Linked DNA regions of Homo sapiens: region 2 is linked to region 1. A link is an interaction called in ENCODE POLR2A ChIA-PET data of the cell type or tissue named here. Cell type or tissue: K562. All regions are shown on one strand. Links, peaks and the distances in the headings refer to the core of each region. The heading gives the core; the rest is flanking DNA.

Region 1 (8,298 bases), core at 1,673-6,672:
GTCAGGAGGAGTTGGGCCAGGAGCAGCCCTTACCTGATCTGCAGCTTCTGGTGTTGTTCTCATCTATGTTTCTGCTCCTTTTCACCCTTCTCTGACCTTCCTCCCCCTACACCTCCCTCTCCTTCCCATTCCCTTGGGGCTATAGACCCATCCCACCCCCACCGGTGCACACCTGAGAACCGCAGTGTGGTAACCCCCATGGCGTGAAGTTCACCATTCATTAACCCACCAATGCACCCCATCCCCACTTTCCCAGCTGCCCTCAGGCCCCCAACCTTGCTCAGCTTGGAATTCTGGTCTTCCAGGAGCAGCAGGTCCTCTTCAAATTTCTTCATTTTTGCCTCTGTCGTCACCTTCTCCAGCTGCAGCTTCTGCCGCGCACCCTCCTCAGCCTCAAGGTGGGCCTCTAGCTCCTGGGGTGGGAAGGCAGGAGGAGTGAGGATACTGGGCCAATAGATGGAGTGTGATGGGGAAGGATGGGAGCGGGGATGGCTGGCCCACGGATCCCCGCGGCTTGTGGTTCAGAGATGTCCATGCCCTGGGTGAGGCCGGGAAGGATCAAACTCTTATTGGCTTTCCCATTTCATTCATTAGCGCAACAAGCATTTATTGAGTGCCTAGTGTATGCCAGGCACGGTTCTAGGCACTGAGGATGGGTAAAAGTGACTGTCCTTCTGCAGTGAGAGATGACCGCACCACTGCACTGAAGTCTGGGTAACAGAGCGAGATCTTGCCTCTGAAAAAAAAAAGGAACACCTATCCTTGTGGAAATCACATTCTTGTGTGGGGGTTAGGGGTACAGATTATAAACTATAAACATAGTAAATAGGTCAGGCGCAGTGGCTCACGCCTGTAATCCCAGGACTTTGGGAGGCCAAGGCAGGCGGATCACGAGGTCAGCAGATCGAGACCATCCTGGCTAACACGGTGAAACCCCATCTCTACTAAAAATACAAAAAATTAGCCGGGCGTGGTGGCGGGTGCCTGTAGTCCCAGCTACTCTGGAGGCTGAGGCAGGAGAATGGCGTGAACCCAGGAGGCAGAGCTTGCAGTGAGCTGAAATCGCGCCACTGCACTCCAGCCTGGGCAACAGAGTGAGACTCTGTCTCAAAAAAAAAATAAATAAATAATAAATAATTTTAAAAATAAAATAAACATAGTAAATACACAAATTATAGAAATGGGTACTGCCAACATGACAGTCATTGGGCACACTGGAAATCAAGACTCAATTTTATTTTTTGAATTTATTTTATTTTATTCTGTTTAAATTTTTTTCTTTTCTTTTTTTTTTTTTTTTGAGACGGAGTTTTGCTCTTGTTGCCCAGGCTGGAGTGCAATGGTGCAGTCTTGGCTCACTGCAATCTCCACCTCCCGGGGTTCAAGTGACTTTCCTGCCTCAGCCTCTCGAGTAGCTGGGATTACAGGCACCCGCTACCACACCTGGCTAATTTTTTGTATTTTTAGTAGAGATGGGGTTTCACCATGTTGGCCAGACTGGCCTTGAACTCCTAACTTCAGGTGATCCACCAACCTCGGCCTCCCAAAGTATTGGGATTACAGGAGTGAGCCATTGCGCCCAGCCTATTTTATTCTGTTTGAGAAAGGTCTCACTCTGTCATCCAGGCTGGAGTGCAGTGGTGCCATCACAGCTCACTGCAGCCTTGACCTCCTGGGCTCAGGTGATCCTCCCACCTCAGGCCTCGTGGGTAGTGTGACAACACCACAGGTGTGTGACACCATGCCTGGCTAATTTTTGTGTTTTTGTTTTTGTAGAGAAAGGGTTTCACTTCATTGCCTAGGCTGGTCTTGAACCTCTGGGCTTAAGAGATCCTCCCAAAGTGCCGGGATTACACATTGAGCCACTGCACCTAGCCAAGACTCAATTTTATGTGCTGCCTTGACATTTGCTAAAAGTAGCAGGGGCCTCAAATGGCCTAAACAGAAGTCCTCCTACTCCCTCTGCTCCCATAGATAAGGTCCCCCAGCCTTATCTGGGGACCCTCCTTATCCTGGGGACCAGGCACAGTGCCTGCTTATCCCTGAGAAGCACATTCCAGCTCCCTGCCAGCCCATGGAATTACTGAAACAAACCAAACACATTTTCCCACGGCACCCAGGGGTCACCTCCACCTGTTGTTGTGACAAAGCCTGTTTCCCACAGCCCCTGCTTGTTCACTCTGCTCTTGAGGGCAACATCCATGTGGCCGTCTGTGGTGTGATGTCGGCCCCCCTCACCTGTCTGGTGCCCAGTGCTGTGTGCTCAGCCATCCCCATAAACCTAGGGTAGGGTCCCTCCCTCACCAAAGGGATCAAGAGAAGTTGATTAAAACACTACTGGGCCGGGCATGGTGGCTCACGCCTGTAATCCCAGCACCTTGGAAGGCTGAGGTGGGCGGATCACCTGAGGTCAGGAGTTCGAGACCAGCCTGGCCAACATACTGAAACCCTGTCTCTACTAAAAATAAAAAAACATTAGCTGGGCATGGTGGCACACACCTGTAATCCCAGATACTGCTGTAGAGGCTGAGGCAGGAGAATTGCTTGAGCCCGGGAGACGGAGGTTGCAGTGAGCTGAGATGGTGCCACTGCACTCCAGCCTGGGCGACAGAGCAAGACTCTGACTCAAAAAAACAAAAAACAAAAAAACATTACTGAGCTTTTGAAATGTGGCTGATGTGGACTGATGAACTAAATTTTCTGTCTTATTTAATTTTATTTATTTTAAATTTAAAACCAGACACCCAATCACTGAAAAGCTTTTAAGCATGTTTGGAACAACTTGGCCATGTGAATCTAGTTTTTATAAACTGCAGAAATTATGAAATAGAAATACAGATCAAGTATTTCCAATGAAAATTTAGCATCTGAATTGAGATGTGCTGTAGTGTAAAATACACACTAGATTTTGAAGGGGAACCATGAGGGCAGCCTGCCCGTGAATGCAGCCAGGAGACGGAGAGAGGGGGAGTACTGAGAACATTGCCTGAATGCCTGGATCCAGCCATGCCTGAAGCTAAGGACATCACTTGGGCACCTGGATCCAGCCATGCCTGAAGCTGAGGATATCACTTGGATGCCTGGATCCAGCCATGCCTGAAGCTGAGGACATCACTTAGGCGCCTGGATCCAGCCATGCCTGAAGCTGAGGATATCACTTGGATTCCTGCATCCAGCCATGCCTGAAGCTGAGGAAATCACTCAGACACCTGGATCCAGCCAGGCCTGAAGCTGAACATATCACTTGGATGCCTGGATCCATCCATAGGTGAAGCTCACACATTTTAAGGTCTCCCGCGATCTGAATCAAAAATGTATTCTTTTTGCAAATTCACTTAGAACTGAGTTTTCTACAAATTCATGGCCCAAAGACACACGGTTTGTAGAAGCAAAGGTGGATGGTGTAGACAGAGGGGTCTGGAGGGTGGCCTGGTGGGCATGCAAGGGGCCAGACCTGTATGTGCTGCTGCAGCCTCTTCTTCTCGGTTTGCATTTGACGGCTGCACTCCTCCTCCTCGCCCACGCGAGCCTCCAGCTCTGACACCACCAGCTCCAGCTCCTGCTTGCGGGCTGCCAGCCTCCCCCGCGTCTCCTCGGCCTCTGCACACAGTTCTGCCTCTGCTCGCAATTGCTCTGCCAGGCGGGCGCGCTCCTCTTCCAGCTGGGGAGTGTGTGGGAGGTTAGTGGTCAGCAGGCAGTGCTCCCAGGGCAACCTGCACTGGGTGCCTACTGCCTTGTAACTTGCTTTGGCCTTTAAGTTCTCCAGGGCAGGACTGAGGGGCAGGAGGACACGGTGTCCCCACCTCCTCCCCCTCAGGTCCCCATCTCAGGATGAGCCCACATCCCCCTAATCACTAAGTCAGAATCCTGGGGATGCCCTCCCTCACCTCTCACAGCCATCAGTCTGCACCCCTGCTCTCTCTGGCCCCTCCTCTCTGTCCCTACAGCCCCAACAGGCTCAGGTCTTTCCTTCTCTCACCTGTCTCTCTCCAGCCTCCTCCCCAGCCTCCCAGACTCTAGCCTTTCCCCTTCCAGTCCATCCTTCAAATAACCCCCGAGGGGTCTTTCTACTACCTCACATTTCATTTAATACATTTCATACCTAAAATGTAACCACAGGAAATAATGCAGAAAAGGCAAACAGAAAAATGCTCAAGAAGGGGTTTGTTCTAGCATTATTATTATTATTATTATTATTTTTGAGACAGAGTCTCACTCTGCCGACCAGGCTGGAGTGCGGTGGCGCCATCTCGGCTCACTGCAACCTCCACCTCCCAGAGTAGCTGGGATTACAGGCGTGCGCCATCACACCCGGCTAATTTTTGCATTTTTAGTAGAGACGGGGTTTCACCATGTTGGCCAGAGTGGTCTTGAACTCCTGACCTCAGGTGATCTGCCCGCGTCAGCCTCCCAAATGTTCTAGCATTATTTTAAGATAGCTGAAATACTGGAAACAGTTATAAGTTCGCCACCTGCATACCATAGCCCGGCCACAGCTGAGGCCCCTGCCCCCAGATCCTACAGCCCAGCTCCATTCTGGCTCTGCAGGACTCTCCCACCCCACCCCTACCCGGCCCATACCCTGGCTACACCCCCAGGGCCCTGCTCCCTGTACGTCACGACTCAACCAAACTAAACAGCCCCAATCCCCGCCCGGCCTCAGTACACCTTAGCTTTGCTCCCATCCTCCCGACAGCCCTGCCTGGGCACAGGCTGGCTCAGCCGGAAGCCCCGCCCCTCACACCTGGCTCCACCCATGCGACACAGCCCCACCCCGAAGACACGCCCCCACGCCCTGCCCCCGCCCCCTCACCTGTGCCACTCGGCCCTGGAGCTCCCCAACTTCGCGGGCGCTCTGCTGCTGTAGCTCCTGCACTTTCTGCAGCTCCTGGGCCCGTGCCTGCAGCACCTCATCCTGCCGCGTCACCTGCAGCAGTGGCTTCACCTAGGTGGAGGTGAAAGGGGTGGAATGGCTGACTTCAGGCGCCAAGACCTCACACTCTTAGTGGGGTTTGAGTTTCTGGGTTCAAATCCCTTCTCCTCCACCTATTAGCTGTGTGTCCCCGCCTTGGCAACAGTCCCTGGTCACAGGCCTAGAACACTGACAGGTACAGGCAAGCACCACTAAATACACTATTGATCTATCTAATCTCTCTGGCTAAAGGATCCTTCCACATCCAAGAGACACTGTGTACTGTGGCTGCTGCTATTCTGTGGAACAGTCCTTCCTTCCTTCCTTTTTTCCTCCCTTCCTTCCTTCCTTTCGACAGAGTCTTGCTCTCTCGCCCAGGCTGGAGTGCAGTGGTGGGATCTCGGCTCACTGCAACCTCTGCCTCCCAGGTTCAAGCGATTCTCCTGCCTCAGCCTCCCGAGTAGCTGGGATTACAGGCGTATGCCACCACGTCCGGCTAATTTTTGTGCTTTCAGTAGAGAGGGTTTCGCTATGTTGGCCAGGCTGGTCTCCAACTCCCGGCCTCAAGTAATCCACCCACCTCAGCCTCCCAAAGTGTTGGGATATAGGCATGAGCCACCATGCCTGGCCAAAGGCCAGTGTTTCTTAAGCCTGTTAGTCCAAGGTCCTTAGTGAGAGATGAGCTTTACATGGCATGATTCAGGCTGCAGTGACAGAGGTACACACAGAACTGAAACAAAAATTTCACAAAACCTCGTCGCCCTTGCTAAGTGAGATCTGCTCTGATAATTTCTGTTCAATCATATTCTACTCCGTTCTACACAAGTCTACTTGATTCTTTTCCTCTCCACCCAATTCTGTATCCCTTCTATTCTCTCCTTTTCTGCCCCGACTCCTTGCATCTTTCGCAGGTATCATTCACATTTCTCAAATGATGCCAATCAAATCCTACTTGACCCCAACCCCCAACACCTAAGGTAGGCAAACTTTTTCTTCAAGGGCCAGGCAGGAAATATTTGAGATTTTACAGGCCACCCTGGCTGTTTTTTATTTATTATTAATTTTTATTTTTATTTATTTATTTATTTTGAGACAGAGTCTCACTCTGTCACCCAGGCTGGAGTGCAGTGGTGCGATCTTGGCTCACTGCAACCTTCACCTTCCAAGTTCAAGCGATTCACCTGCCTCAGCCTCCTGAGTAGCTGGGATTACAGGTGCCTGACACCACATCCAGCTAATTTTTGTATTTTTAGTAGTGACAGGGTTCCATCATATTGGCCAGGCTGGGCTCAAACCCCTGACCTGAAGTGATCCACCTGCCTCAGCCTCCCAAACTGCTGGGATTACAGGCATACGCCTCCGTGCCTGGCCAGTTTTTAATTTTGATTTATTTTTTCAAGACAGGGTCTCACTCTTGTCACCCAAGCTGTAGTGCAGTGATGCGATCATGGCTTACTGTAGCCTCATACTCCTGGGCTTAAGCAATCCTTCGTCCCAAGTAGCTGGGACTACAGGTGTGCACCACTACACCCAGTTTTTGTTTTTGTTTTTTTTTTTTTTGTAGAGATGAGGGTCTCACTTTGTTGCCCAGGCTGGTCTTGAACTCTTGGGCTCAAGTGATGCTCCTGCCTTGGCCTCCCGAAGTGCTGGGATTACAGGTGTGAGCCCCTAACCTCAGCTTCTGGCTGTTTACCTACTCCACTCAGCTGCTGTAGCTCAGATGCAGCTGCAGACACCATGCTAACGAAAGGGCTTTTGCAAAAACAGCCATCTGGCCCACAGGCCGCAGTGCAGCAACTCTTGTCCCAGACTGTGAGCTCCATGGTGGCAGGACCTTGTCTCTTTTTAATCACCATTTACCCCAGCCTCTATAAAAGTTCTGGGCACATAGTAGGTGCTCAGTTAACACTGACCAAGGGAATGCAGGCTGATCTCTCAGACATCGTATTCAGAATTACATTACTGCCCCCAAAACCTCCATCCTTCTCATTCCTTTCCAATTTCCCCCTGGGGGAACACCTAGTCCCTGAGCTCCATGGTGCATGGCGACCTGGCTTGGCACCCTCTGCTTTGGGTAGGCATGTGATGCCAGCCTGGCTCATCTGATCCCTACTAACTGGCTCTGGGATGGTCACATGACTCCAGCTGGGCCAATGAGCATGAAACCTGGGAATCTGGCTGGAGCTCTATGATAAGAGAGACCAGGCTGGCCAAGGTTGTTAGGGGCAAGACTCCATCTGCTGGTGGCCCCTGTGTGGAAAGCCTCTGTTGGTGATCATCACGGAGGAAAGCCAAGCGGGAGACGCAGAACACTGCATACTGACGTCACTGTTTGGACCCTTGTGCAGTAAAGGGTTAACTCAGCAGACCTGGGTTGTCCAAACCCCACACATTCCTAAGAAAAGTCTGGCCCTTGATGGGCTCCTGGGAGGTTACCTCTAAGTCCTTAGAATGTCCCATCTGATAAGAGTGTCTTGGTTTACCTGGGGCCTTGGGCCACCCTGGATAGTCTATGCTAACGATGGGATCTGTGGTGGGGGCCCTGGGCCACATGGCATCAGTTTGACTCTGGAGGGGCTGGAGACTGAGTAACTGAGGTCACCATGTGTGTGACCTTGTCCATGCCTGTGTGACCAGCCCCAGGAAAAACGCTGGACATCAAGGCTCAGGTGAGCTTCCCTGGTTGGCAATACTCCGTGCATATTATCATACTTCATTGCTGGGAACAGCTAAGTGTTGTCCACAGAACTTCACTGGGAGAGAGCAGCTGTAGGCTCATGCTTGGTCTCTCCGAGACACTTATGTACTTTTTTTTTTTTTTTAACCTTTGCTCTTTTTTTTTTTTTTTTTTTTTGAGACAGAGTTTTGCTGTATTGCCCAGGCTACATGTAGTGACACTATCTTGGCTCACTGCAACCTCCACCTCCTAGGTTTGAGTGATTCTCCTGCCTCAGCCTCCCAAGTAGCTGGGACTACAGGCACCTGCCACCATGCCCAGCTAATTTTTGTATCTTTAGTAGAGACAGGATTTCCCCATATTGGCCAGGCTGGTCTCGAACTCCTGATCTCAAGTGATCCGCCCGCCTCGGCCTCTCACACTGCTGGGATTACAGGTGTGAGCCACAGCACCCAGCACCTTTGCTGTTTTCAATCTGTATCTTTGTATTGTGATAAACTGTAGCTGTGAGTACAGCAGCTTTTCTAAGTTCTGTGAGTCCTTCCAGCAAATCCTTGAACAGAAGTCTTGGGGACCCCTGGATCCAGGTGCAGCCCACATTGTCTTGAATCTTTGATCCATGTTGGTTCGAGTCAGATTTTTCTTGTTGCTTGCTAACTAAAGAATCCCAGCTAGCAAAGCCTGGGCCGACTGGCCCCATTTTAGTGAT
Region 2 (6,649 bases), core at 1,650-6,649, 230 kb before region 1:
TCCCTCTCCCCAGTTCTCTTTATCTCCTCTCCTGCCTCATCTCCCTCTCCTCACTGTCTCTGTCTCTCATTCTCCCTATCGTTCTCTCCATCTCTCTCTCCTCCTTCTCGTCTGTTTCTCTCTGTCTCTCCATCTGTCTCATCTGTCTCTTCCTCCCACCTCTTTTCTGTGTCTCTGTCTCCTCCCCCCAACTTTCTCTCAGTCTCCCTCAGCACCCCCTGTTTCTCTTTCTTACTCTCCCTTTTCTCCCCATCTCTCTGTCTCTCCCTGGCTTTGTATCTCTGTGTCTCTTTCTCTCTGTCTTCTTCTATCTCTGTCTCTCCCCATCTTCTGTCTCTGCCTCTCCTCCACTTCTTTCTCTGCCTCTCCCCCACTTCTCTGTCTCTCCCCCACTTCTATCTCTGACTCTCCCCCACTTCTCTGTCTCTCTCTCCCCCACTTCTCTCTGTCTCTGTTTCTCCCCCACTTCTATCTCTGTCTCTCCCCCATTTCTCTCTCTGTCTCTCCCCACTTCTCTCTGTCTCTCCCCATTTCTATCTGTCTCTCCCCCATTTCTATTTCTGACTCTCCCCCACTTCTCTGCCTCTGTCTGTCCCCCACTTCTCTCTGTCTCTCTCCCCCATTTCTATCTCTGTCTCTCCCCCACTTCTCTCTGTCTCTGTCTCTCCCCATTTCTATCTCTGTCTCTCTCCCACTTCTGTCTCTCCCCCATTTCTATCTCTCTCTCCCCCACTTCTCTGTCTCTGTCTCCCCCACTATCTCTGTCTCTCCCCCACTTCTCTCTGTCTCTCCCCCACTTCTCTGTCTCTGTCTCCCCCACTTCTATCTCTGTCTCTCCATTTCTCTCTGTCTCTGTCTCTCCCCCACTTCTCTCTGTCTCTCCTCCACTTCCTCTATCTCTGTCTCTCCCCCATTTCTCTGTCTCTGTCTCTCCCCCACTTCTCTCTGTCTCTCCCCCACTTCTATCTCTGTCTCTCCTCTACTTCTCTCTGTCTCTGCCTCTCCCCCACTTCTATCTCTGTCTCTTCCCCATTTCTATCTCTGACTGTCCCCCACTTCTCTCTGCCTCTCTCCCACCATTTCTCTCTGTCTCTGTCTCTACCCCCATTTCTGTCTCTGTCTCTCCCCCCATTTCTCTCCATCTCTGTCTGTCTCTCCTGTCTCTGACTCCTCCTCTCTCCCCAGCTCCCTGGACGAAGCCCTCCGGGGCCTCTGCGGTCCCTGCTGAATAAAGCTGTTTCTGTCCTCACCTCTCTCCCTTCTGCGCCTCCTTCTTTCCTTCCTCACTCCTCTGCCTCTCAGCTCGGCCCCCCAGCCCTGATCCTGGGTATAGGGGGTGGGAATTCTGGAGCTGGGGGTGGGGGCTCCTCCCTCCCAGAGACAGAGATGGATGCAGAGAGAGAACCAGAGACAGGCACGGAAAGAGACAGAGAGAGACAGAGCGAGACAGAGACAAGATGGGGGCCGTAAGCTCAGAAATGAGAGAGACAGCAGGTCACAGAGACACAGCACGTGAGAGACAGGGAGACACAGAGAGACTCAGAGACAGACAGACCAGACAGCGCCCCCACTCCAATACACACAAACAGACACAGGGGACAAGAGCCGGTCAGGGCTGGACAGCCTCCCCTCCCCCTCCAGGCCAGGCCAGGCCAGGCGGTGCCAGGCCCAGGACAATGGGCCCTTGTCAGGGCTCCGGAGGAGCCAGCCAGCTGGGGAGGCCTGTGGGCTGGGCCACGGAGGAGGGTCGGCCACAGCGGCTGCTGGGTTGGGGAAGGTGCACCTCCTGCGGGCCTGGCCCACGGCCTCCACCCTCAGACTCTCCTTCTCCCCTGGCCTCCCTTCCTGGGGTCTCCACCTACTCCCAGCCTGCTTTCTCTGCTCTGCCTGGGGAAGGGGACAGGCATTTATGGAGTACCTGCTGTATGCACCCAAAATGCCTCCTCGCCTCTCCTCACACACTCCGTCTCCCGCCACGGGTGTGCCGTCCTCGGGTGTGCCCGCCTCGGGTGTGCCCGCCTCGGGTGTGCCGTCCTCGGCGCCCTCTACTTGTTCCTCCTGTGCCTCTGGCTCCTTCCATGGAAGAAACGGGCAATTATTAAGCACCTGATGCTTGGCAGGCAATTCCCCTAACCGCGTCTGCACTTTCCATCCTTCTTGCTTTCCTGTCCCTTCTGCCCCAGTTCCTTTCTCTTTCTGATTTGCTTGGTCTCTCCTGGGAAGGAAACGGGCATCTACTGAGCATCTGCTATGCGCCGAGGAGTTGAGGAACATGGCTCCTCTCTCGCTACCTTCTTTCCTCCCCCCACCCCCATTCCTTTCTTTCTTTTTTTCTTTCTAGGACAGGGTCTCACTCCGTCGCTCAGGTTGGAGCGCACACAATCGCAGCTCACTGCAGCCTCGACTTCCTGGGCTCAAGCAGTCCTCCCACCCCAGCCTCCCAAGTAGCTGGAACTCCACACACCACCATTCCTGGCTAATTTTTGTATTATTATTATTATTTGAGATGGAGTTTTGCTCTTGCCGCCCAGGCTGGAGTGCAATGGCGTGATCTCAGCTCATTGCAACCTCCACCTCCTGGGTTCAAGCGATTCTCCTGCCTCAGCCTCCCGAGTAGCTGGGATTACAGGCACCCGCCACCACGCCTGGATAATTTTTAAGTATTTTTAGTAGAGACGGGGTTTCACCATGTTGGTCAGGCTGGTCTTCAACTCCTGACCTCAGGTGATCCACCCACCTTGGCTCCCAAAGTGCTGGAATTACAGGAATGAGCCACCGCACCCAGCCTAATTTTTGTATTTTTTGTAGAGACAGGGTCTCTCTACGTTGGCCAGGCTGGTCTCGAACTCTTGGGCTCAAGCGATCCTCCCACCTCTGCCTCTCAAAGTGCTAGGATTACAGACATGAGCCACGGCGCCTGGCCCCTTTCTTTCCTCTCTATTGGTGTCCTCTCCTTTCTGACTTTCTGCTCTCTCCTGGCAGAGGGAGTGGACACATTTTGAGCACTTACTGTGTACTAAACACCTTACATACCTCTCTCCTCACTCTCTTCCTCCCCGGTCCCTCTTCTGTCCTTTCCTTGTGTTTCTGAGCTCTCTGCCCTCTTCCAAGGCAAGGACTACATTTATTGAGCACTTCTGGTATGCAAGCAATTATGTCCTTTCTCTCCTCTCCTCTTGCCCTTCAGTCTCCACTGACTCCACCAGTCTCTGCTTCTTTCTGCTCTGTGCCAGGGAAGAAAATGGGCATTTATTGAGTACCTATTGTGTGCCAGACAGTTTTCTTATTCTCCCCTAACCCTTCACTTCGCCTTCTTCCCTTATCTCTAACTTCTTTCTGTCCCATCGGCTCTTTCTCGGGGACAAAGACAAGCAATTATGGGGCACCTACTGTATGCCAGGCAATTAACATCCCTCCTCATCTCCTACCTCTTTCTCGCTGCCCCTCTTGCTCTGCCAGCTTATCCCCTTGCTGTTCTCTGGGTCCTTTTCTGGGGAAGGGTACAGGTGTTTATTGAGTGCCTCCTGTGTGCCCCATGGTTTACCTGCAATGCCCCCTCCCTGCGTATCCTCTCCTCTGCCACACTCCTCTCACTGATCCCTCCTCCCTCTGCTCCTCCACCCCCACGGAGGCCTCCTGGGCCAACCTTTTCCTCTCATTCCTGTCTGTGCCTTCATTTCTGTCTTGTTCTCTTGCTCCTCCAAGGACGACAATGTGCATTTATTGAGTGCCTCCTGTGTGCCCACCACCTCACCAGTGTACTTGTTCTCATTTCCTCTCTTCTCCCTGCCTCCTTCTCTCCACCAGCTTCTCCCCCTCCTCTCTGCCCTGCCAGCTCTTTCCTGAGGGAGGAAATAGGCATGTATTGAGTGCCTACTGTATGCTGCCGCTTCATCTACACTGTCTGCTTGCCTCACAGGCTCTGTTCTCCCTTCTCTCCTTTTCTCCTTCTCTCCGCTTGCTCCCTTCCTCCTGGCTGCTTTCTCTGTGCTTGCTGCCAGGGAGGAGAATGGGCATTTATTAGGCACCCACTGTGTATTAGTCACTTTACATATATTGTCTCCTTCCCACACAACAGTCTCTTCTATTCTCTCTGCTGGAGTTTCCTCCTCCTCCTCCTCCTCCTCCTCTCTTCCTCCTCTTCTCCTTCCTCCTCCTCTTCCTCCTTCTCTTCCTCCTCTTCCTCCTCTCCTCACTCCTCCTTTACTTTCTCCTGTCTCTTGGGGAAAAGAAATAACACTTAACAAACACCTACTGGTCTGCTTCACACTTTCCACCCGTGCCTCTCTCTCTTTTTTTTTTTTTTTTTTTGAGATGGAGTCTTGCTCTGTCGCCCAGGCTGGAGTGCAGGGGGGCAATCTGAGCTCACTGCAACCTCTGCCTCCCGGGTTCAAGCGATTCTCCTGTCTCAGCCTCCTGAGTAGCTGGGATTACAGGCACCCACCAACATGCTCGGCTAATTTTTTGTATTTTAGTAGAGACGGGGTTTCACCGTGTTGCCCAAGCTGGTCTCGAACTCCTGAGCTCAGGCAATCCACCTGCCTAGGCCTCCCAAAGTGCTGGGATTACAGGCGTGAGCCACCGTGCCTGGCTCTATGTCCCTCTCTTTAGGCTGCCTCTCCTTCTGCTTTTGCTCTGCGGGACTTTCTTCTTCTCCCTTTTCATGTGGTCCTGAAGGGCCTGGGCAGTTATTGAGCACCGACTGTGTGCCAGGCTTTTTATAGATACAGCCTCCCCTTCTCACCCTCGATTCCCCCTTTCTCTTCCTCTCTCTGCCTTCCTACTCTCTGTGCTCTCCCCTAGGAAAGGGGAAGGGCACCAATTGAGCGCCAACTGTGTACCAAGGCGACTCTCTTTAGCCCCTTCCTTTCCCCTCAGCCGCCACAGCCCTAGAAGGGGTGGCCAGCTACACCGTGCGGGGCTGCAGGAAAGAGGAGGAGGAAGGAGGATGTGGGCTGCAGCCTGATTTCTCCCTTGGAAAAATATGTGGACGACAATGGCTACTCCCTCCCAGGTCAGGGTGGGGTGGGGGAGGCTGAAGGAGGCCTGGAGGGACTCTAGGAAGGAACACTCTAGAATCTGAGCCTGAGAGGCAGCCCGTGCCCATGGAGGGGACGCTTCTGCTGCCAGTCACCACACTGGATTCAAGCCTGAGCCTCCTTCCTCCACCTCCCTCTCCCCTCCGCAGGCCTTCCTGCCCTGCAGACACTTGGCGGGTGGTCCCTGGACTCCTCACCACCTGAGGGAGCAGATGAGGAAACTGAGGCTCGGGCGGGAAAGAGGATTTGCCCCTCCCCATTCTCCTTCTACCTCTCCTCTGTGACCCCCTTCCTCTGTCTCTCTCGCCCTCTCCTCTCTCCCATTCTCTGAATCTCTCCCCCAACCCCTGCTCCCACTCTGTTCCTGTCTCTGCATGCCCCCAAATTCCCTTTTTTTTTTTTTTTTTTTTTTTTTGAGATGGGGACTCGCTCTGTCGCCCAGGCTGGAGTGCAATGGAGCGATCTCAGCTCACCGCAACCTCCTCCTCCCTCTTACTCCACCTCCTCCTCTTTCCTCCTTCCTCATCTTTCCTTCTCCTTCTTCCTCCTTCCTCTTACTCCCTCCTCCTTCCTCCTCCTTTCCCTCTTTCCTCTTCCTCCTCCCTCCTCCTCCTCACCCCTCCTCCCCCTTTCCTCCTCCTCTCCCTCTTTCCTCTTCTTCCTCCCTCCTCCTCCTTCCTCTTTCCTCCTCCTCTTTCCTCCTCCTCCTCACCCCTCCTCCCCCTTTCCTCCTCCTCCCCCTTCCTCCTCTTTCCTCTTCCTCCTTCTTCCTTCTCCTCCTCCTCTTTCCTCTCCCCCCTCCTCCTCCCCCTATCCATAACACACACACACACAGGCTGTCCCTGTCCCTGTGTGTCCTCTCTTCGGCTGGATCCTCAGTGTTTCCTCCTCTCTAGGTCTTGCACACACTGCTCCTCCCTTGGGCGATATTCCAGTCCTCCACACGCTTCCACCCAGCCCCACCTTTTCCTGATTGTCCACCTTGTGGCTCTCAGCCTTTCTGGAATCTTCTCCCTTGTCCTCCAGACTGCCACCCCCCACTGTCTTCTGCCCTCTCCTTCCCCTGCGCTAGGTCCTCCTCCTCATCCCCGCCCTGTCATTTCCTCATCGTCTGTACCCAACCCCCAGAGGAGGCGCTGATGGGGCCCCAGTCTCACTGTGCCCGTCCACAGCAACCGACTGTGTCAGAAGGAGACAAGGGGGCCGGGGACAAGGGGCAGCACTGTGGTTAGGGCCTGTGCCCTTGGTCTCCCTCCCTCCTCTGCCTCCTTTGCCTCCAGTTTCTGTCCCTTGGATTTGCCTCTCCTCTTTCCTCTCACTCCTGCCTCCCCTTCCTCTCCCTGCACCTTCAGTGAGTTCCACCTGGCTTCCCCTCCACACGCTCCTGGTGGCTTCTCTTTGGCGCTTCTCTCTCTCTCTCTCTCTCTCTCTCTCTCTCTCTCTCTCTCCCTGTCTCTCCCATCTCTCGCTGTCTCTGTCTCATTTTCTCAGTCCGTCTCTGTCTCTCTCGCTCTGTCTCTCTCACTCTCTTGCCATCATTGTCTCTGTTTCTCTCGCTGTCTCTTTCTTTCTCACTCTCTCGCCATCATTTTGTCTGTTTCTCTCACTGT

The links. ChIA-PET counts read pairs that join two places held together with the same protein. Peaks named below come from ENCODE experiments on the same cell type or tissue, not always from the same donor. Only the 100,000 strongest peaks of a DNase experiment are listed, where the experiment ranks them.
Region 2: POLR2A ChIA-PET joins it to region 1 with 5 read pairs; 2 of 35 experiments call an interaction of 5 or more read pairs at or near these places.

The regions. Positions count from the first base shown.
Region 1 is chr19:50,263,524-50,271,821 of GRCh38, reverse strand. It overlaps MYH14 (myosin heavy chain 14), which reads right to left. Exons shown (of 43, transcript NM_001145809.2): 23 at 4,814-4,945; 24 at 3,455-3,661; 25 at 276-413. Among named protein-coding and RNA genes, the nearest start is that of KCNC3, 62 kb to the left of the region's middle. In K562, for the core only: no CTCF peak of the experiment used is centred there; DNase peaks (open chromatin) are centred at 1,981 and 4,771.
Region 2 is chr19:50,491,878-50,498,526 of GRCh38, reverse strand. No RefSeq gene overlaps it. Among named protein-coding and RNA genes, the nearest start is that of MYREM, 6.3 kb to the right of the region's middle. RefSeq lists enhancers at 6,242-6,321, 6,362-6,421. In K562, for the core only: no CTCF peak of the experiment used is centred there; a DNase peak (open chromatin) is centred at 6,136; H3K27me3 peaks cover 302 bases.